2 separate regions of the Mus musculus genome follow, and region 1 is linked to region 2. The links are chromatin loops, found by intact Hi-C in ENCODE. Cell type or tissue: left cerebral cortex. All regions are shown on one strand. Each heading gives the region's core, and the rest is flanking DNA. Links, peaks and the distances in the headings are about the cores only.

The links. Hi-C counts contacts between places; a loop is a spot of excess contacts. Peaks named below come from ENCODE experiments on the same cell type or tissue, not always from the same donor. Only the 100,000 strongest peaks of a DNase experiment are listed, where the experiment ranks them.
Region 1: a loop joins it to region 2, with 3.0 times the contacts of the local background. A loop is called at or near these places in 6 of 42 quality-filtered maps.

Annotation. Positions count from the first base shown.
Region 1 is chr15:76,528,847-76,538,700 of GRCm38, reverse strand. It overlaps Tmem249 (transmembrane protein 249), which reads left to right and starts at 3,704. Exons shown (of 6, transcript NM_001378247.1): 1 at 3,704-3,806; 2 at 3,881-4,034; 3 at 4,245-4,339; 4 at 4,445-4,640; 5 at 4,807-4,892; 6 at 5,186-5,490. The coding sequence starts at 4,289. The coding sequence ends at 5,368. Fbxl6 (F-box and leucine-rich repeat protein 6) reads left to right here. Exons shown (of 9, transcript NM_013909.2): 1 at 1-376; 2 at 626-784; 3 at 915-978; 4 at 1,281-1,412; 5 at 1,504-1,611; 6 at 1,695-1,808; 7 at 1,897-2,128; 8 at 2,230-2,476; 9 at 2,738-2,978. The coding sequence ends at 2,897. It overlaps Gm46533 (a long non-coding RNA gene), which reads right to left. Exons shown (of 2, transcript XR_001781743.2): 2 at 9,546-9,854. In left cerebral cortex, for the core only: CTCF peaks have their summits at 862 (motif pointing right), 2,328, 4,541 and 8,545; DNase peaks (open chromatin) are centred at 842, 4,014 and 4,557; H3K4me3 peaks cover 922 bases; H3K27ac peaks cover 691 bases.
Region 2 is chr15:76,697,073-76,706,926 of GRCm38, reverse strand. Gpt (glutamic pyruvic transaminase, soluble) reads right to left here. Exons shown (of 11, transcript NM_182805.3): 2 at 9,679-9,768; 3 at 9,497-9,605; 4 at 9,252-9,385; 5 at 8,844-9,087; 6 at 8,545-8,624; 7 at 8,335-8,471; 8 at 8,038-8,212; 9 at 7,776-7,931; 10 at 7,579-7,691; 11 at 7,252-7,507. The coding sequence ends at 7,417. It overlaps Mfsd3 (major facilitator superfamily domain containing 3), which reads right to left and starts at 5,385. Exons shown (of 5, transcript NM_027122.3): 1 at 4,577-5,385; 2 at 4,136-4,283; 3 at 3,924-4,048; 4 at 3,744-3,853; 5 at 2,688-3,664. The coding sequence starts at 5,258. The coding sequence ends at 3,491. It overlaps Recql4 (RecQ protein-like 4), which reads left to right. Exons shown (of 22, transcript NM_058214.3): 11 at 161-244; 12 at 322-510; 13 at 589-768; 14 at 840-981; 15 at 1,071-1,333; 16 at 1,484-1,736; 17 at 1,811-1,940; 18 at 2,024-2,193; 19 at 2,271-2,451; 20 at 2,531-2,684; 21 at 2,865-2,973; 22 at 3,062-3,374. The coding sequence ends at 3,186. In left cerebral cortex, for the core only: CTCF peaks have their summits at 4,745 (motif pointing right) and 5,621; DNase peaks (open chromatin) are centred at 4,759, 5,491 and 5,914; H3K4me3 peaks cover 1,219 bases; H3K27ac peaks cover 1,723 bases.

The DNA of each region.
Region 1 (9,854 bases), core at 558-8,557, 170 kb after region 2:
CTAGGCGAGTTAGACGTCGAGTTCGAAGCTCCAAGCGGCCCGATGCGCGGGGCCGCTCGGCGGAGGACTGGTGGTGGGACCGCCTGGCACCTCGCGGCTCTGGGTACCACCTGCTGCAAGCGGACAGCATGTTGCTCGTGCTGCCGGACCTGGAGCCTCCCCGCGCTCGTGCGCACCGGCGCGCCCGTCGCCGCGCTCCGAGGTCACTGGCTCGTGGCCCCACGGCTGTCGCCAAGCCCAGGACCAAACCCCGACCGGAGCCGTCGCTCGATCAGGGCCTGGACTCTGGTTGGGGAGACCGTATTCCCTTAGAAGTCCTGGTGCATATTTTCGGGTTGTTGGTTGCGGCTCATGGGCCCATGCCGTTTCTTGGCAGGTACACCAACAGCGCCTGCCGCGGTAGAGACTGGCGCACTGAGCGGGTGCTGCAGAGCAGAGGGCAGAGCAGGCATCACATCGGGCGAACACAAGTGCTCCGGCACCTGTCTTCACTTAGAGCTCAAAGCCTAGCACTGAGAACGGGCGACGGCAGGCTTTAAGACCGCTGCGCTGCTCCTAAAACACTCCATTGTAGGCATTACCCGCAAAAGGCCACGCACTCTCAGCAAACTTTTTCTTCTCCTAGGGCTGCACGCGTTTGCCGTCACTGGCACGAAGCCACCTCCCATCCTTCACTCTGGCATACTGTGACCCTGTCACCCTCGCTGGTTGGCCGGGCTGGCAAGGGCAACCTTAAGGGAGAGAAGAAGCTCCTTGCTTGCCTGGAGTGGCTCGTACCCAATCGGTGAGGGCTCCTTGTCATCTTACTGTCTGTTGTCTTCCCTGCATCCGCGTTGAGTAGGGGAGGATTCTGTCCAGAAGGGGGCAGCGTAAGGACAAGAGCACAACTACAGCCGGGCCTTGCTGTCGCCCAGGTTCTCTCAGCTCCAGAGCTTGACCCTCATCCACTGGAAGTCTCAAGTACACTCTGTGTTGGAGGTAAGAGCTGGAGACTGCCCTGCACACAAGCTGTCACGTTTGAGTGGTCTACTATGGGGAGGGTGCCCTGGTGGTGTACCACAGAGTTGTCTGCCTGCCTGCTCAGTTTCGTCTTGCTGACATCTTAGGAAATTGCTGGAGGAGACAGCAATTTCCATGTAGGCCTGGCGTGGACAGAATGGAGTCATAGCTGGGACTATAGGATAGGCTTGTCATGACTACCAGTGTCCCTGTAGATAGACCTTTACCTGCCCTCCACAACCCTGGATGGTCTCTCTCTCTCTCTCTATCTCTTGCTACAGCTGGTTAGCAAGTTCTGCCCTCGGCTCACCTTCCTCAAGCTTTCAGACTGCCACACTGTGACTGCTGAAACTCTGGTCATGTTAGCGAGAGCCTGCTGCCAGCTCCACAGCCTGGACCTACATCATTCCATGGTGAGTCCTTTGCCGTGGGTGGGTGGGGGACCCTGAAATCGCCTGGGCCCTTGTGACATGCATGAGCTGCACCTTTGGGCTGGATCCCCAGGTGGAGTCCACAGCTGTGGTGAGCTTCTTGGAGGAGGCCGGGTCCCGAATGCGTAAACTGTGGCTGACCTACAGTTCCCAGACGACGGCCATCTTGGGCGCACTGCTGGTAGGCTGGGGATGGTCAGGAAAAGGGCTCAGTGGGGACCAGCCCAGGCCTTTGACCTAGCAGTGTTTATCCCACCATTCCAGGACAACTGCTGCCCACAGCTCCAAGTCCTCCAGGTCAGCACTGGCATGAACTGCAACAACACACCCCTGCAGCTGCCTGTGGAAGCCCTGCAGAAAGGCTGCCCCCAGCTGCAGGTATTTATACCCTACTGTCTCCCACCTGCCACCCCTTGCCATATCTGCAGCCTGTCCCTCCTCCCTCCTTCTTCTTCCCTCTTCCTAGGTGCTGCGGCTGCTGAATCTGATTTGGCTTCCCAAGCCGTGTGGCCGAGGCGTGCCCCAGGGACCAGGCTTCCCCAGTCTTGAGGAGCTCTGTTTGGCTGGCTCCACCTGCAACTTTGTGAGCAATGAGGTTCTGGGCCGATTGCTCCATCGCTCCCCGAAACTGCGCATGCTGGACCTTCGAGGCTGCGCTAGGGTCACTCCTAGCGGTCTGTGTCATCTGCCATGTCAAGGTCAGCTAGCTGGCTTTGCTTGGGAAGGTGTGGGGGGGTCGGGGTGGGGTGGGGGTGGTCACTGAGTGCCCTAATAGTCACACCGAGTTCTCCCATCTCAGAGCTGGAGCAACTCTACCTGGGCCTGTATGGCATATCTGATGGCTTGACCCTGGCTAAGGATGGCAGCCCCCTGTTGACCCGGAAGTGGTATCACACCCTGAGGGAGCTGGACTTCAGTGGCCAAGGCTTCAGCGAGAAGGACTTGGAACAGGCCCTGGCTGTTTTCTCGGGCACCCCTGGGGGCTTACACCCAGCCTTGTGCTCCCTCAACCTGAGGGGTACCCGAGTTACCCCAAGCACGGTCAGGTCAGTGCACCGTTCACTAATTCTGTGGATCTTGAACCACTTGCTGCCGTGTCTCACTTAGGGACCAGAGGAGTGCTCCCTGACTCCTCATTGCCAGGGTCCAGGAGGGGTATAGACACGAGTCACTCGTCCAACTCCTTGGGGACACCGAGAGTACTAGATTTGGGCTTGGGTGGCTTGGGGTGGTAGGCCTGGTATATGTGAGGGCAGACGGGGCTCTCTGGCCAACAGCTCACTTTCCCACGGCTTGCCTGTTCACAGTTCTGTGATTAGTGGTTGCCCGGGGCTGCTGTATCTTAACCTGGAGTCCTGTCGTTGCCTCCCCCGAGGTCTGAAGCGCGTCTACCGGGGCCTGGAGGAAGTCCAGTGGTGTCTAGAGCAGCTACTTACCAGCCCGCCCTCTGCCAAAGAGCCCACTTAGAGGGCAGCCAGGTTTACCCTGCTCATTTTCACTTTGAAATGTTGGAGGTTTTGTTACAATAAAGGTTTTTTTTTAAAAAAAGATTTATTTATTTATTATATGTAAGTACACTGTAGCTATCTTTAGACACACCAGAAGAGGGCATCAGATCTCATTACAGATGGTTGTGAGCCACCATGTGGCTGCTGGGACTTGAACTCGGGACCCTCAGAAGAGCAGTCTGTGCTCTTAACCACTGAGCCATCTCTCCAGCCCCACAATTAAGTAATTTTTAGGCACTCTGTACAGTCCTTTGTTGTTTTATTTGAGATCCTTTTCACACAAATTTAGGCTGGCTTGGAACTCACGGTGTAGCCCAGGCTGACTCACAACAATTCACCCATCTCAGCCTCCAATGTGGTAGGCTTACAAGCAGAAACCAACACGTCAGACTGTGTATGGTCCTTAGAGTAAGTGGTTGGGTGAGGAACAGGGTTATACATGATGGAGTATGCTACAGCAGGCATGAACCTGTGTGTGTGTGTGTGTGTGTGTGTGTGTGTGTTAAGTGTCTTAGCTCACTTGGGACACAGTTGTCTAAGGATAGGGTAGACAGTGAGGTATAAAATAGTAGGAGCGAGAAAAAGACCTTTATCAGCTACCAGCATCCATGAAGTGACAGTGTTGGTAGCACGGGCTCAGGTTGTCCAACCACGAGGCAGCCAGGCTACCTTCCAGGTAGTGGAGACTAACCAGGGAGGGCAAGCTCACTAGATAGGTGTGGTCAATAGAAAAGCCCCTTCTAGAACCCTTTACTCTGAGCTTCTAGAACCCAGGCAGCCCAGCCTGGACTGCTCCCTGCTTCTCTGCCCTGCTGTTGTCTGGCGGCTCTTGATTCTTCCCTCAGCTGCAACCCTGGAATTGTCTCGGGTGGGAGCCCTGTATAAAGACAGTGGGGCAGCGGCAGTGGGCAAGCTGGATCCTGACCAGATCTACCTAATTAGGTCCCCAAGGAGCAGCAGGCCAGTGGCTCCCGCTTCTCCGCCCTTGTTAAGTACTTCAAACTCTGGAACGTAGGACTCTTCTCTACCGAGCGCCACTTAGCCAATCAGCTCAAGAATAACAGCTTTTACCCCTTCAAGCAGCAACAGCCGGATGGTGGGCGGGGACTGGGCGTGGTCAGGATCCCAGAAGTGGGGAGGGTGGCTGGGGTTAGGAGGGTATAGGCAGGTGTACTTGTGGGAGGAGACGCGGTAGTACCATGGAGAATCTCCACTGGGCGGGCCCTTTCCCCCAAATCCCTGGTACTGTCCTGGAGCTAAGGGCAGCTCCTAGCTGTCCTCATGTGCTGGGTCATGCCGCCCTCAGTCTTTGTGCTCGAGTACTATTTGGACACGCTCTGGAAGGGGACGATGCTCTTTATCATCTGCCTTGTCTTCATTTCCTGTAATGTCCTGAGAGAGGTCAGAGCTCCTGCCCCACCCCACCCCACCCCACAGCCTCTTTGCATAGGGCCACACAAGAGCCTCTTGCCAGAACTCACTTCCGTTAATCCCTGGTACCCACAGGTGAAGTATCAGGAGACCTGGTGCTTTCCTGCCTATGGCATGGTTATAGGCTTGTGGCTCATGCTCTCCTCAATACCGCAGCGCCGCCTAGTGTTGAACCACACGCGCGGCATGTACCACTTCTCCATCCAAGGCCGAACTGTATGTCAGGGGCCAATGCATCTGGTCTACGTGCGCCTGGCACTCAGTTCTGATGGTGATGCCTGAGATGGGAGAGGGTCAGAGTGGGAGGGCATGGATTCAGAGCTGGGAGGGGCCTACAGTACACCTGGATACTCCCACCTTGGAGGCCCCACCCCTACCGTCCTACTCCTAGGCTCTAAGAGGTTAGGTTCTTGGCTCAGTTGCTCATCTATTGGCAGCCTATGGAGGTCGCTTCTTCCAGCTGGTCCTTTGTGGCCACAAGCTAGAGCCACTTGTGCTGGTGCAGCTGTCAGAGCGCTATGAGGTGGGTCCTGTCCCAAACCCCGCCCCTTCTCCCCCATTCCTCCCCACCCCACCCCCCTGACAAAAAGATACTACTGTTTGCAGCTCTTGGATGGGGCTGTTTTGCACTCAGAGGGTAAATATAGTACTCCTGAGACCTCCACTATGTTAAGGGCAGCAGGAGCGCTGGGAATTCTGGGCAGGGGTGGGGTGAGGATACACCCCCGTTAAGGGGAAGGGATACCTAAAGAGCATGCTGGTGGGGATTCTCTTATCCGGAGAACGGAGAACTGGCTGCCACTCCCTTATTCATAGCAAATGGAATTCTTGGGCCGGCACCTTGCCCGGAAACTCAACATCAACTACTTTGACTACCTGGCCTCCTCCTATCGTCATGTAGTCCGCCACTGGCCACTGGGGGCCTCCTTTAGCCCTGGCATTGTGCAGCGAAAAACACAAGTCTACACTAAGTCAAGTGTCAACGACCTGGATGTGTAACCCTGGGGCCTGAGCCCTGGCCTCCTTTTGCCTACCCTGTGTCCCTTATCCCCATCCTGGAGGGACTAACAGCCAGCCCCGCCCACTGCCCTTCCTCTAATTAAAGCCACTTTAGCCTCTAACCAGGAGGTTTCCTGTCTGTTGGTTTGTTTTCCAGAGGGCTTCCTTTCATGGTCTTCCCCTAGCCCAGACCTTCCAGTGTGACCTGGGGAACCACATCTTCTCCAACTGCTGGGGCAAATTTCAGAATTTGTGTTGGAAGATAGGAGAATATCAGGGAATCCCCAACCTCAGCCCCCAGTGTCTGAACTCATCACTAGTCTCAGGACTTCCTGCCCCTCTGAGCCAGTGGGTGTTGAACTGGTCATAACCAGTGAGGGCATCAGACTATGATTGGTCTGTCTGATTTAGGCACCTGCCCCTAGTCCAGCCAATAGTGATATGGAACGCAGTCAGGTGATAATGCCTTGGGCCTTTCGGTACATTGGAGACTGTGCACCCCAACTCTGTGTTTGAACACTTGGCTTCCACATTCCTTAGCCAGGTTGTCAGGCTCACCAGAGTGTATGCTTTGTATTCCCAGGGAACTCCCGTGTCTGGCAGAACACTGGCTCCCACTCTAGCACCTGAGGCCTCCTGGTACCTGAGGCTGCCATGGGAGCATGGAGGGGGCTGGAGGTGTGGCTTGGTGGTTAAAAGAGCAAGCATACTGCTCTTAAAGAGGACCCAGCTTTGGTCTGCAGCATCAGCCATCTGCAACTCTAGCTCCAAGGGAGCTATGTCTCTTGGAGGTGGGGGGGGGGGGGCACCGCTACGCACAAGGACAAGACAGACACTATTTTTTCAAAAGAATGCCAATGCACAGATATGACAGTTCTAGATTTATGATGAGGCAGGAGATTGACTGTTTGTAGGAACCATGTTCTTGGATGGGCAGAAAGGGAAGATGAGGGCTGTGAACGGGATTGGGAGTAGGATCTATTCCCATCACCTGCTTCTGCCCTAGCAGATAACTGGTCAGGTATACAGCCACACACACAAGGGAATATACTGTTGGCCTGCAGCGCACACCATTTGGGAGGTTATTTGAATAACTCCGGGATAAAACGACATAACAGTGGATGGTTTGATATCTGAAACTGATCTTACAGATAAGCATTGTCAGTTTTTGCCACTTCTTTTTGTTGGAGGAATACGCCCACAATTTCTGGAGTTCAGATGGGCTTCGTTATTTATTTTTAACTTTTTAAGAAGCTGTTGCCTGATGAAGTGGTGGTGGTGCGCTCCTTTAATCCTAGCACTCAAGAGGCAGAGGCAGGTGGATCTCTGCATTCGAGGCCAGCCTGATCTACAGAGCTAGTTCTAGGAAACCAGGGTTATATAGAGAAACCCTATTTCAAATGCACCCCACCCCCACCCCAAGAAAAGAGAAGAAACTGTTACCAGGTGGCGGTGGTGCACACCTTTCTTTATTCCCAGCATTCAGGAGGCAGAGGCAGGTGGACCTCTGCATTTGAGGCCAGCCTGATCTACAGAGTGAGTTCCAGGGCAGCCAGGGCTACAGAGAAACCCTACCTCGAAAAACCAAACCAAACCAAACCAAAAAAATCCTGTCTCATGTATTTTAGGCTAGCTTCAAATTTGCTTCAAATTTTCTATGTGGTTGAGGCTGGTCTCAAACTCATGACCTTCCTCACGTCTCCCATGTGCTGATTACAGAGCAAGGACTTGGGCCTGGAGAGCTTGTTGCTCATGGAGTTCCACTGAAGAGAGGCTGGTGGTTCACAATGGGAGCTACTTGTGTGAAAAAGAAAATCATGGCATAAACTATTGTGTGGAGTTTCCTAGCATTTGCTGTCAAGCTAGATCCTTACAATAAGGTGATGGCTTTACCATGAGATCTAGGTGTGTCTCAAACTTTAGAGCTGGCTCCTCCTCCCTCTCAGGTGCTAGGATTTCAGGCTCGCACACCACAAACAGCCATATTACTGGTTTTAGTTGTACAGAGCAGTAGGAGGTGGTTTTGTTGGTTTGTTTTGGTGGGGTTCAAGACAGGGCTTCTCTGTGTAGCCCTGGCTATCAAAGTAGCTCTGTAGATCAGGCTGGCCTCCAGCTCAGAGATTTGCCTGCCCTTGCCTCCCTAGAGCTGGGATTAAAGGCGTGCGTCACCCCCAGCCCCCCACCCCGCTTGTTCTCAACTTTAGCTCTGTCCTATAACCATCTTTTTTTTTTTTTTTTTTTTTTTTTTTTTTTTTTTTTTTTTTTTTTGCTTTTTCAAGACAGGGTTTCTTTGTATAGCCCTGGCTGTCCTGGACCTCACTTTGTAGACCAGGCTAGCCTCGAACTCAGAAATCTGCCTGCCTCTGCCTCCCGAGTGCTGGGACTAAAGGCGTGCGCCACCACGCCCGGCTTATAACCATCTTTTTGTCTGTACTTGCAAGAATGTTGAAGCTCAAGGGTCTCTTTTTGTTTTGAATGGCTTAGCTCATTTAGCCCAAGCCAGTATGATGCCTCTAAACACCAGGTAGGCTTTCAACAGGTTAGATAACAATCCAATCTGTTAAGAAAGATTCACACCCAGGAATTTCTTCAAGATAGCCTTCAGGATGAAGTGTTGCCAGCAATGGTAAGGTGGTTGGAAGAGCTGGCCATGGTAGCTCATGCCTGTAGTGTCAGCACGTAGAAGGCTGAGAGGGACCTGGCATAAGTGCAAGGCCAGCCTGGACTCCAGAGGGACCACCTTGTCCCAAACAACACACACACACACACACACACACAAAACAAAACAACACACACACACACACACACACACACACACACACACACACACACAAAAACTGGTCTTGAACGTTGCCTCCGATCTTTGAGCTCACCAAATAGGAAATCTTAACTCTCTCTTTTTTTTTTAAAGATTTATTTATTTATTTTATGTATGTGAGTACACTGTAGTTGTACAGATTGTTGTAAGCCTTCATGTGGTTGTTGGGGATTGAATTTTTAGGACCTCTACTCGCTCAGGTCAACCCCACTCACTCAGTCCCTGCTTGCTCTGGACCAAAGCTTCATTTATTATTATACATAAGTACACTGTAGCTGACTTCTGACATACCAGAAGAGGGCGTCAGATCTCATTACCAGTGGTTGTAAGCCACCATGTGGTTGCTGGGATTTAAACTCAGGACCTTCAGAAGAGCAGTCAGTGCTCTTAACTGCTGAACCATCACGCCAGCCCCCAGGAATCTTAACTCTTACACTCTGGACTTGATGCCAAAAACATTTCATAGGTGGTGGTGCCCTACATTTTAATCCTATACCCAGAGGCTATTCCTTAAAATGAAACCCTAATGCATGGCTTGGAGTGTGACTTAGTCGGTAAAGTGTTTGCCTCGCTTATACAAAGTTATGAGTTCAGTCTCAAACCCTGCATAAAACCAGGTCTGGTGGGACGGAGCCTATCGTACCACTGGGAGGATCAAGTTCAAATTCATCCCTAGCTACAACTGAATCTTAAGACCAACGTGGGCTTCATAAAACCCTATCTGAACGTGCCAAAAAATAATGTTTTGTAAGCTAGTGACTATGAACAAAGAAAAAGGTTTAACTTTTCAACCTGGTGAGTTCTAGATAGGAGATATTTTCTTCAGATTCAGCTTGTGAATGGAAAAGTTCTCTCTTCATCCAAAGCCTCCCTTGCCAACATCCCTCAAGGCTAAAAGAGCTTAGGGGCACGGGGTACAGCTCAGGGGATAGACACTCCAGGGGATACCTAGGAAGGAGTTGTGGTTTCACCTCCAGCTCTGTAACAAACCAGCTCCAATCTGAGTACAACAGTATTGGTTTCCTGGAACAGCAAAGTACCAAGGTCACCAGCCATATTTTCTCATAGCTCTGGGGACCCAGAGTTTGTGCTCTCCAAGGGACATCCCATTCCTTGTCTCGCTCCTAACTTTTGGTGGTTAATGGCAATCTTTTAACTTTTACTTCTTGGGCTGGAGAGATGGCTCCGTGGTTAAGAGCACTGACTGCTCTTCCAGAGGTCCTGAATGCAATTCCCAGCAACCACATGGTGGCTCACAACTATCTGAAATGGGATCTGATGCCCTCTTCTGGTGTGTCTGGAGAGAGCTATAGTATACTAATCAATAAAATAAATCTTACAAAAAAAAAAACAAAAACCTTTTACTTATCAATTTTATTATTCATTCATTTAAAATCCTGGGAATTGAACCCAAGGCCTCCTGTGCACAGAGTGTCTTTTATAGTTAACCTATATCACTAGCAATCTCTGTTGTTTATACATTTATCTGTGATGGGCACTCTGTTTTTATTAGCATATAGCAATTATCCATAATAATGGGTTTCATCCCGACATTTTTTTTTTTTTACACATAGTGTATTCATCTGGGTTCACTAGAGAGCACATTTGAGAAGCTTCAGTCATGGTAGACACTTTTTTTTAAAAGACAGGGTCTCGCCGGGCATGGTC
Region 2 (9,854 bases), core at 751-8,750:
ACAGCCGAATGCCCAATGTTCTCCATCTCGTTCCTTGCCTCTGCCTTTTCTCCCAGAACCCAGTGTCAGATGCATTTGTTTCAAGGGGGCTAAGTATCTGAGAGAATTTAGGGGGGAAGAGATTAGGTTGTGTTGGGCTGTGACAGCATTGTATCTACAGGTGTCCGATCTGCCTTCATGTCTGAAGGCAGCCTGCCTCCACTCAGGAATGACCAAGAAACAACGAGAGTCTGTCTTGAAGAAGGTCGGGGGGGCCTCCATGGATGGGGGGTAGTGGGCATCCATCTACACAGTGCCTGTGAGCTTCCTTCTTCCCTGCAGGTACGGGCAGCCCAGGTGCACGTGCTGATCGTGTCCCCAGAGGCCTTGGTGGGGTGCGGGGCTAGGGGTCCCGGCAGCCTCCCCCAGGCCGCTCAGCTGCCTCCAATTGCCTTCGCCTGCATTGATGAGGTCCACTGCCTCTCTCAGTGGTCACATAACTTCCGGCCCTGCTACCTACGTGTTTGCAAAGTGAGTTTTTGTCTGGGGTCCGGCGGAGGCGGACTGGGACCCGGGTGGGCTGAGTGGTTGAGCACTGTCCTGGTTCAGGTTCTCCGGGAGCATATGGGGGTGCGCTGCTTCTTGGGTCTCACAGCCACAGCCACACGAAGCACTGCTCGAGATGTGGCTCAGCACCTTGGCATAGCTGGCGAGTTTGAGCTCAGCGGGTCAGCCAACATCCCTGCCAATCTGCACCTCTCCGTGTCCATGGATAGAGACTCAGACCAGGTATGTAAGTACATACCAGGGAACCTGTCAGAAGCCCACAAGCTGCCATGTTAATCGTTCCTCGTTGCCAGGCTCTGGTGACATTGCTGCAAGGGGACCGTTTTCGTACCCTGGATTCAGTTATCATTTACTGCACTCGGCGAAAGGATACAGAACGGGTGGCTGCACTCCTCCGCACCTGCCTGTCCATGGTGGGCGACTCAAGGCCAAGAGGTAGGCACATGCAGGGTTTGGCACCGAAGGACCCTTTCCTCTGTGTGCCTGCTGTGGTCTCATCAGTCACTCACACACCTTCTCTACAGGCTGTGGCCCCGAGGCTATAGCTGAAGCCTACCATGCTGGCATGAGCAGCCAGGAACGGCGACGAGTACAACAGGCCTTCATGCGGGGCCACCTGCGCATGGTAGTGGCCACGGTAGCATTTGGGATGGGACTGGACCGTCCAGATGTTCGGGCTGTGCTGCACCTGGGACTGCCTCCAAGCTTCGAGAGCTACGTGCAAGCTATCGGCCGTGCAGGGCGTGATGGGAAGCCTGCCCATTGCCACCTATTCATGCACCCCCAGGTCGGCAGCCCCATCTCCCCAGACCAGGACAGACCCAGGGGTTCCACTATTCCTAGGCCACTTCAGCCCCAGCTGCTATCTTGTCTTCCTGTAAGCTGCCGCCCTGGGCCTAAGTGTGGTAGTTCTGTGCATATGACTGTCCCAATGCAGGGTGAAGACCTTTGGGAACTGCGCAGACATGCCCACGCTGACAGCACTGACTTCCTAGCTGTGAAGAGGCTGGTGCAGCGTGTGTTCCCACCCTGCACCTGCAGCCAGAGACCTGTTTCCAAGTCCTCACCTGAGGAAGTCAAAGAGCACAGTGGCCAACAAACATACCCTGTACTGGGCCAGGCCTGCCTGGGCCATGAGCGGGCACTCCCAGTGCAGTCTACAGTACAGGCTCTGGACATGACAGAGGAGGGTAAGGAGCCAAGCAGGATTTGGGTTACAGGGAGAGGCTGGTGCCACCTCTCCTGAGCCTTTCTCTGCCTCTAGCTATTGAGACTCTGCTGTGCTATTTGGAACTACACCCTCGGCACTGGTTGGAGCTGCTGCCCTGGACCTACGCCCAGTGCCATCTGCATTGCCTTGGCGGCAGTGCCCAGCTGCAAGCTCTGGCCCACAGGTAAGCACATCTTACCTCAGGGTAAGGATAAAGATAAAGAATAAGAGCTGCTGGCCATAAACTCCTTTGTTCCTTGGGCACAGGTGTCCCCCTTTGGCTGCATGCCAGGCCAAGTGGCCACCTAAAGACACAAGTCAGGGCAGGAGCTCCTTAGAGTTTGGTGTGGTGGAACTGGCAGACTCGATGGGCTGGAAGTTGGCCTCTGTACGGCAGGCTCTCCACCAGCTGAAGTGGGACCCAGAGCCAAAGAAAGGTATGTATGCCCACCACTACCCCAGGCTGGGCTGTGCTAGCCAGCTGTTCCCCTCCGACCCACACACTCGCTGACAGGCGCAGCACAGGGCACCGGAGTGCTTGTGAAGTTCAGCGAGTTGGCCTTTCACCTGCACAGTCGCGGGGACCTGACAGATGAGGAAAAGGACCAGATCTGTGACTTTCTGTACAACCGTGTGCAGGCTCGTGAACACAAGGCCCTGGCCCACCTACACCAAATGTCCAAGGCCTTTCGAAGGTGGGAAAGAGGTAGGCAGGGCCTAGGCCACCCGCTCTGACCCCATGGGCAACTCTTGACAGGTCTGTCTCGTCCCCAGTGTGGCCTTTCCCAGTTGTGGACCCTGTTTAGAGCAGTCTAATGAGGAGCACAGCAATCAGGTGAAGACCCTGGTCAGCTACTACTTTGAGGAAGAGGAGGAGGAGGAAGAAACTATGACGGACACTCAGGGTCCAAAACCTGGGCAGACTCAGGTAAGTGCCACACCTCTGAGGATAGTTCTTAAAGCTTGGGACAGTGACATGGCCCCATTCAACCCTGACCCCACAGTTCAATCCCTGCTTGGCTCAAGGTTTCCTTGGCTGCTCCGGGTGTGATTTTACATGACAGATGCTATGGTAGCTCAGATGAGGTTACATGCTATCCTCCCACAGCTTCAGGACTGGGAGGACCAAATACGCCGGGATGTCCGCCAGCTCCTGTCCCTGAGGCCAGAAGAAAGGTTTTCAGGAAGGGCTGTGGCCCGCATCTTCCATGGCATTGGTGAGGGCCACGGGGTTGCCTGGTGCCAGCGGGGGATGGGTATTAGAGCCAGCTGAGTCCTCAGGCCTGTGTTTCTGCTCCACCCTAGCGAGTCCATGCTACCCAGCCCAGGTGTATGGGCTGGACCGGCGCTTCTGGAGGAAGTACCTACACCTGGACTTTCATGCCCTGATGCACCTAGCTACAGAAGAGCTCCTGCTGAGAGGCCGATGACCACCTTACATGGGAGGGTGCCACATGATTGAGGCATGAGGCAAGCCAGACTGTGGCCACTACTCCGAGGGTGTCAGGCTCACCAAGGCCATGATGTGGCCATCACTGACTGTCAGGCAAAACCTTCTGGCTGCAGGAAGGGGATAAGAAGATCCAAACTGCAGAATAAAAAGCATTCAGTAATTTTATGTGCTTTCTGGTAACATAGCCTTCAGTTTGAGGAGAGCTGCATTTCCTGTGTCCCAGACATCCAGGCCATACATAGCTTTATTGGCTTTATAGACAGCCCTAACCAACATCCAGCTCAGGTCAGGTTACTGGGTGCCAGGCGGAGATCCAGAACAGGCAGGGCTGAGAGTACAAGGAAGACAGCAAAGCAGAGATGTGGGCCTAGGCTGTCGGCCAGCACGCCGGCTAGGGTACCTGGGAGCAGCTTGCCCAACAGTTCCAGAGTGGCCAGGAAGCTGTAATGTGTAGCCTAGGAATGGTAATGCAGATCAGGGCCGAGTGACTCTCTACCCCTGCAGTCCCTGGGCATCCCTACCCTTCCCTCTTACCTGCAGGGCTCTGGGTGCTAGCTGGCTACAGTGCATCATCACAGTGAATGTGGCAGTGGTGACCACACCCCCAAAAAACTGTTGTAGACATAGGCTTAGCAAAACTGCCCCTGGAAGAACAAAGAAAGGTCAGTGGGAGCCTGGGTTCCTGCCCCCTACCCCCCAATGTCCACCTCTTACCTCTCATGACTGTGCCAGGGTCCACGCTGGCCCCTGGGCTGTTGAGGTGGAAGAGCAGAGCAGTCTGGCAAGCCAAACTCCCAAGGCGGAGCTGCAGCACTGTCTTCAACAGCTTCAGTGGCTGCCTGGGGTGGGAATTGAGAGATGCTATGGTAAGATCACCTGGGACACCGGTGGAATTGAGGGTCAGGCTAGGGTTGGGGAGTGCTTACCAGTGCCTGGCCAGTAGAGCCCCACCCAAGGAGGAGCCAGCAATGGAGCAGGTCACAGCACCCAAGCCACTCCATAGCCCCAAGTCTGAGGCAGAAGCACCATGGTCCAGCAGGAGAAGTGGAAACAGGCTGCCAGCACCCTGCTCACCTACAGGAGACCGTAAGCAAGGATGGCCCCAGTCTTTCTTCCAGGAGCCTCAGTACTCCAACCAGTCAGGCCCCTGGTCCCCTTCATTTTCATGGGCCCCAGATGTTAGAAGAGAAAGGGCTGGGCATTGGCTGGAGCTGAGGGAAGTTAAGAGGTGAAACAAAACTGAGCTACAGAGCTCTGGGCTGGTATTCCAGCATAGGGCAGTCCCCTGAGTGGGTTTCAGGGCCCTAGGGACCAACATAGAGTTTGGGCTCTAAGCTCGATGGTAACTAACTGCAGGCCTCACTCACCCAGCTTGTAGGTGAGCACAAAGCCCGCTGTCCAGAGGGTCCCAGGCACAGCCAGCAAATCTTGTAGAAGATAGGAGCTGTGGGGTGTATGCTCTGAGGCCTGAGGCCATGGCAGCCTTCCCAAGGCTGGTGCAGCCCAGGCTAAGGCAGCAGCCAGCCAGTAGGTGGCAGCTAGGAGCAAAAAGAGCAGTGGCCAAGAGAGAGTGGGGAAGAGGACCAACAGTCCACCCCCAGCCAGTGCTGATCCCAGCTTGTAAGCGACCACCTGTACAGTGTTCCCAGGTCCCAACTCCTTTGGCTCTAGGAGTTGCACAGCGAGTGTGTCCAGAGCCACATCCTGCACCGCTGCACCCAGATTCAGCAGCAGTAGCAGCCCCATCACGGTGGTAGGTAGCCCTGTTTGGCCAGCTTGCGGAGGAGGCAACACAGCCAGCAGTCCACACACCAAGCCCAGGGACAGTGTGCTGAGTGTTAACCAGACCCGCGGGGTGCCCCGCCTGTCCACCAGCGGTGCCCACGCCAGCTTTAACAGCCATGGAGCATACAATCCCTTGGTTAGACCCACGCGCGTTAGGGAGAGGCCACGGGCCCGCAGTAAAATGGGAAGCAAACTGGACTGCAGTCCATAGGGCAGACCCTGCACAAGATAGAGGCCGGCCAGCGGCAGCAACTTCCCATGCATGGCCCGTTCGTGGTGGGATCGGACGGCTCAGGATGAACAGTCAGGGTCTGGTCCTCCTACATAGGGCCGGGGACAGTCAGGCTGTAATCCCGACACGCACACTGGGACCAGAAATCCCGGAAGTACCGAAGCTGGGAGAAAAATGCGGAGCGATAGACCGGTCCTATCGCATGGTGGGACCGCAGTCTTGCACAGCCCATAACTACCGGCATGCTTTGCGCAGGGGTCAGGGTGAGGGAGAGGCGGGGCAACCCGGGCTGGGGGTGGAGCCAACCCCCTACTAGTCCTCAATTGGCCTAAAACCCAAATGTTAAGCAGGTTACTGATACCTACACAGACCCAAATCATCTGCTCTGGCGCCCCTCGTGCCAAACCTGGACACGACAGCCTGCTGCTCACAATGCCAGCGGGTAGATGTGAGTGGCTAGGAAGGAAGCTGAGGTAACAGGCTGGTCTCAAAGGTATCTTCCTGTCTGCTGAATGGATACCAGATCCGTTCCAGAAGAAGCATTTTCACTTTAGCGGTTTTTTGTTTGTTTGTTTGTTTGTTTGTTTGGTTTTATGTGTGTGTGGATAGGTTTTCTTTATAGAACTTACTTTGTAGACCAGGCTGACCTCAAACTCAGTATCTTCCTGCCTCTGTCTCCCAAGTGCTGGGATTAAACGGGTGCGCCACCACTGGCGGGCTCACCACGCCCAGCTCCCGAAGCATTTCTAATACTTAGCTCACAGAGCCAATACTTTGCCCCACAATGCATTTAGCACTGCTCCCCATTCCTTGCTGAGACTGTGGCTTCAGAGCTGCCCCCAGGTCAGTGACCACAGAAGCAGGAGTTTTGTGGGGAAGGGCAGGACCTAGTCAGCTATTGCCCGTGATACCCACTTCCTTTTCAGTATTCAGTGAGGGTAGTTAGTCCAGACCACGTGATTCTGGCTCTGCAGGGAAGGCTCATGCCCAGTCTCTCCCCCTTCTCAGAGTTGTGCCCTCCCAAGTCCACAATGAGACTGTTAAATGAGGCCTTGGGTTAACTGACTCAATTATAGTAGATAACTGGGTGGAACTTCTTTTGTGTTTGGACACAGTGTCCAAGTCCTAGCACCCTGGCACTGCCTTGCTTCCACGGAGGGGCTATCCTGCCACTTCCAGATAGTCTCAGGATCTAAGTGTTCACATCTATAAAATGGGTTCTACTTTTGGGGCATGATTGTAAACCCCTATAATTTTGCTCTTCAGGCTGAGGCAAGAGAAGAATGAGTTTAGGTTGCCCTGGATACCTTAGCTGTTTAAAGGGGTGGCAGGCAGGATATAGTTCAGTGGTCCTGAGTCCAATCCCCAGTACCACAAAACTTAGGGGATGGAGGACGGCTTTGCCTACCGCAGAGGAACACTGCAGACCAAACAAGTTGAACCCCAGCAGTGTCTACTGTGCACAGGGGCTCATCCTGAGCCTCCCAGTCCAGGATGTATCTTTCCATTAGCACACATCTGCCCCAAGGGTTCCTAAATGTGCTTTGCAAAAGGACCTCCCCTGCTCTGCTCTGCCGGAGGTGGGCACCGCCCAAGCCCTTGCTGTCAGTCCTAACTTGGCTGTAAGAGCTGAATACCTCCCTACTGTGGTTGGCACACACGGCTGTGTCCCGGAGCAAGGTTACTGTTTCTGACACAGCCTCTGAGGTCTCTTTCCCCTGCATTCCCTCAGACCTCACCCCCTCCCAAAGTGGTTCTGTTGCGGCCCTAAAAGGCAGATGCTCTGCCGTCACACCTTTTACTGGCATGTTAGTTGATTTTATGTAACCGATCATCACATGCCCCACACTTAAGACTGAAGACCTAGCCCACAGATGCACTGTCTCAAGCCAAATGTAGGAATGACGATCTGGAGGGTCCTCCCTTCCCTGGGAACCATCCTTAGCAACTCCTCTAGATGCCGTTTCCAGTGTCCCTTATGTGGAGTCTGTGTGTCTACACAAAGCCAGTCAGGTGAGTCAAAGCTGGGGTCACCCAGGCAGCCACCTCAAATCAGGCCTACACCCAGCTTTATTAGGGACCTGCAGGGACAAGTACCCAGACCCTATGCAAAATCAGAAATAGTGAGGGCTCCCAAGGACCCTCAGTTTGTTGAGTCAGAGAGCATCCAGTGTGGCCCTAGCAGTGGCTTCAGGAGTACTCATGAGTGAATTTAGCATGGAAGTGCCTCAGTTTCTCCAGCAGCACCCGCAGTTTCTCCATGGGGGGCAGAATGGTCATCCTGAAAAGGACAAATGGTCAGCGTGAAGTACAGGTCCATTAGTGGCAGGGTCAACCCATCCCGGGTCTCACCGGAAATGATAGGTGCCCTCCTGCTGCCCAAAGCCACTCCCAGGCACAACGCAGATGCCAGTCTCTTCCAGGAGGCACAGACAGAAGAACATGTCAGGGGCCAGGCCCAGGTCCTGGGGGTCAGGAGGGTGGTCAGCTCACAGCCTGGCGCCAGGCCCACACCCTGCTCGGCCCCCATGTAGCCCTGCATGCCCCACCTGCGCACGCTGCACTGCTTTCAAAGGCAGCTGAATTTGAGGGAAGGAATACATAGCGCCCTGCACCGGGTTGCAGCGGATCCCGGGGGCCTCGTTGAAGACCTGCTCCGTGAGTTTAGCCTTGGCTGCCAGTTCAGCCAGCACCTCCTGCCTCTCCTGCAGTCACAGGAGGGAATCATGGAAGAGGGTTTCAACGTGTCCCTCTATAGTCCCACCCAAAGCCGGATCACCAGGTATCTTTGGCCTGGTCTGGTCTGCTCACTGCTTGAAACTGCTTGAAGGACGGCTCCGAGGGGGTTGGCGGACTGACCACCATGCCCATCAAAGCCTGGCCCGGCACTGGTGGACACAACCGCACGCTCATCAGTTTCGCCATCTGTTTCTGCACCTCGGCATCCATGTTTACCACTTCCACATAGCCACCACGAAACCCGCACCTGCCCAGGAGAGCATGAGTTGAGGCTGGTCTGGGAAGAGGGTGCGCCACCGTGGCAGTGACTGAGAGTCCTCTAGCCCTCCCCGCTTCACCACCACCACCACCACCTGAGCCTGTACGCACTCGCCCATGTAGCCCTTAGAGACTGAGTGGAAAGACGCGAGCTCCTGCTGCGTGGCATATGGTGGCCCCATCTCCGTGAGCACCTTCTTGAATGAATGGAACTGAGAGCCCTCAGCATATACATTGTCTTGGTATACCTGTAGGGGTGGCAGTGTCATTCAGGCTGGGGGCTGAGCTGCTGCTCACCACTCTGTGTGCCCCTGTGTGTACCTCATCAGCCATCAGGAAGAGTCCCTCTTCGAAAGCAAAGCGGATTACGGCCTCGATGCATTCACGGGTCTGCACCTGCCCTGGAGTGTGAAGATGCATCACTGACTGGAAAGTCAGCCGCCCGCGGGCAACAGAGAACCAAGCCCAAGAGTGCTCAGCCCAGGCGCTTGGGGTTGGAGAGCAAGGGCAGGTTCTGGAGGAAGAGGCGGGGCTGGAAGGAGGAGCCCAGTGAGGCGGAGCTAGCGGGGGGGGGGGGGTAAAAAGAGTGAAACTGCAGGGGGCGGAGCTGATAGGTTTACCCGTGGGGTTGCCGGGGTTGATGACGCATAGTACTCGAGGGCAGCAGCGGTCACGTGCCTGGCACAGAGCGCGCCGCAGCTCAGCGATGTCAAGAGCCCAGGCGCGCTCTTCGTCCAGGTAGTAGTCCACTTGCACGGCGTCCAGCTCAGCCAGCGCAGCTGAGTACAGTGGGTACTGAGGAATGGGAATGAGTACACCGGTTCGCGCACGGCCCTCGCCGGCTACCAGCAGCTTGAGCATGGTCTGTAGGCCGGATAGGGAGCCCAGCGTTAGTGCAACCAGAGTTGTACACCCCACCCCGCCCCCACCACCGCCCTGTGCTGACGCTGCTGCACCAGACTCAGCCCCATCTAGCCTCACACATAGGGCTACTCCGATTTGACCTGCCCTGCCCTGGGCTACCCTACCACGATGGCATCGCTGGCCCCTGTGGACAGAAATATGTTGTTCGGGTCTGCAGGGATGCCTCCGTCTCTCCTCTCAATATATTGCGCCACATCCTCCCGAATCGGCTGGATTCCAGAGCTAATGCTATAGGCACCTGAAAGGGGACAAGCTAAATGAGGTGGGCCAAGTCCTGTAATCTTCCCAAGGGACTCGTCCCTCTCTGCCTCTCCTTAAGGCTTGGGCTCCACCTAGAGCTCGCACTCACCCAGGCTGTGGCCCCCGCATGCCTGCAAGATGCGTTCTGCCCTTCTCTTGGCATCCTCTGGGAAGTCCGGACTGCTCAGAAGATTGGGGTAGACACAGAGGGCCAGGACCTGGAAGAACCAAGTACTGAGTCCAGAGCAGCTGGGGAAGGAGGAGTAACCACAGGTAGTACAGCAGCCTAACCTGGCGGAAGAAGGTGATGGGTCTCTGCCCCATGGCTTGTGCATCCCCAATATTGGCACGGATAACCTCAGTAAAAGGCTTCTTCACACCCTGGGAAAGAAAGGAAGCGGGCAGGGAGATTGAACACCACCACCCTACTCTACTGCCTTTGTCCCACATTCCACTGTGCTGGGGAC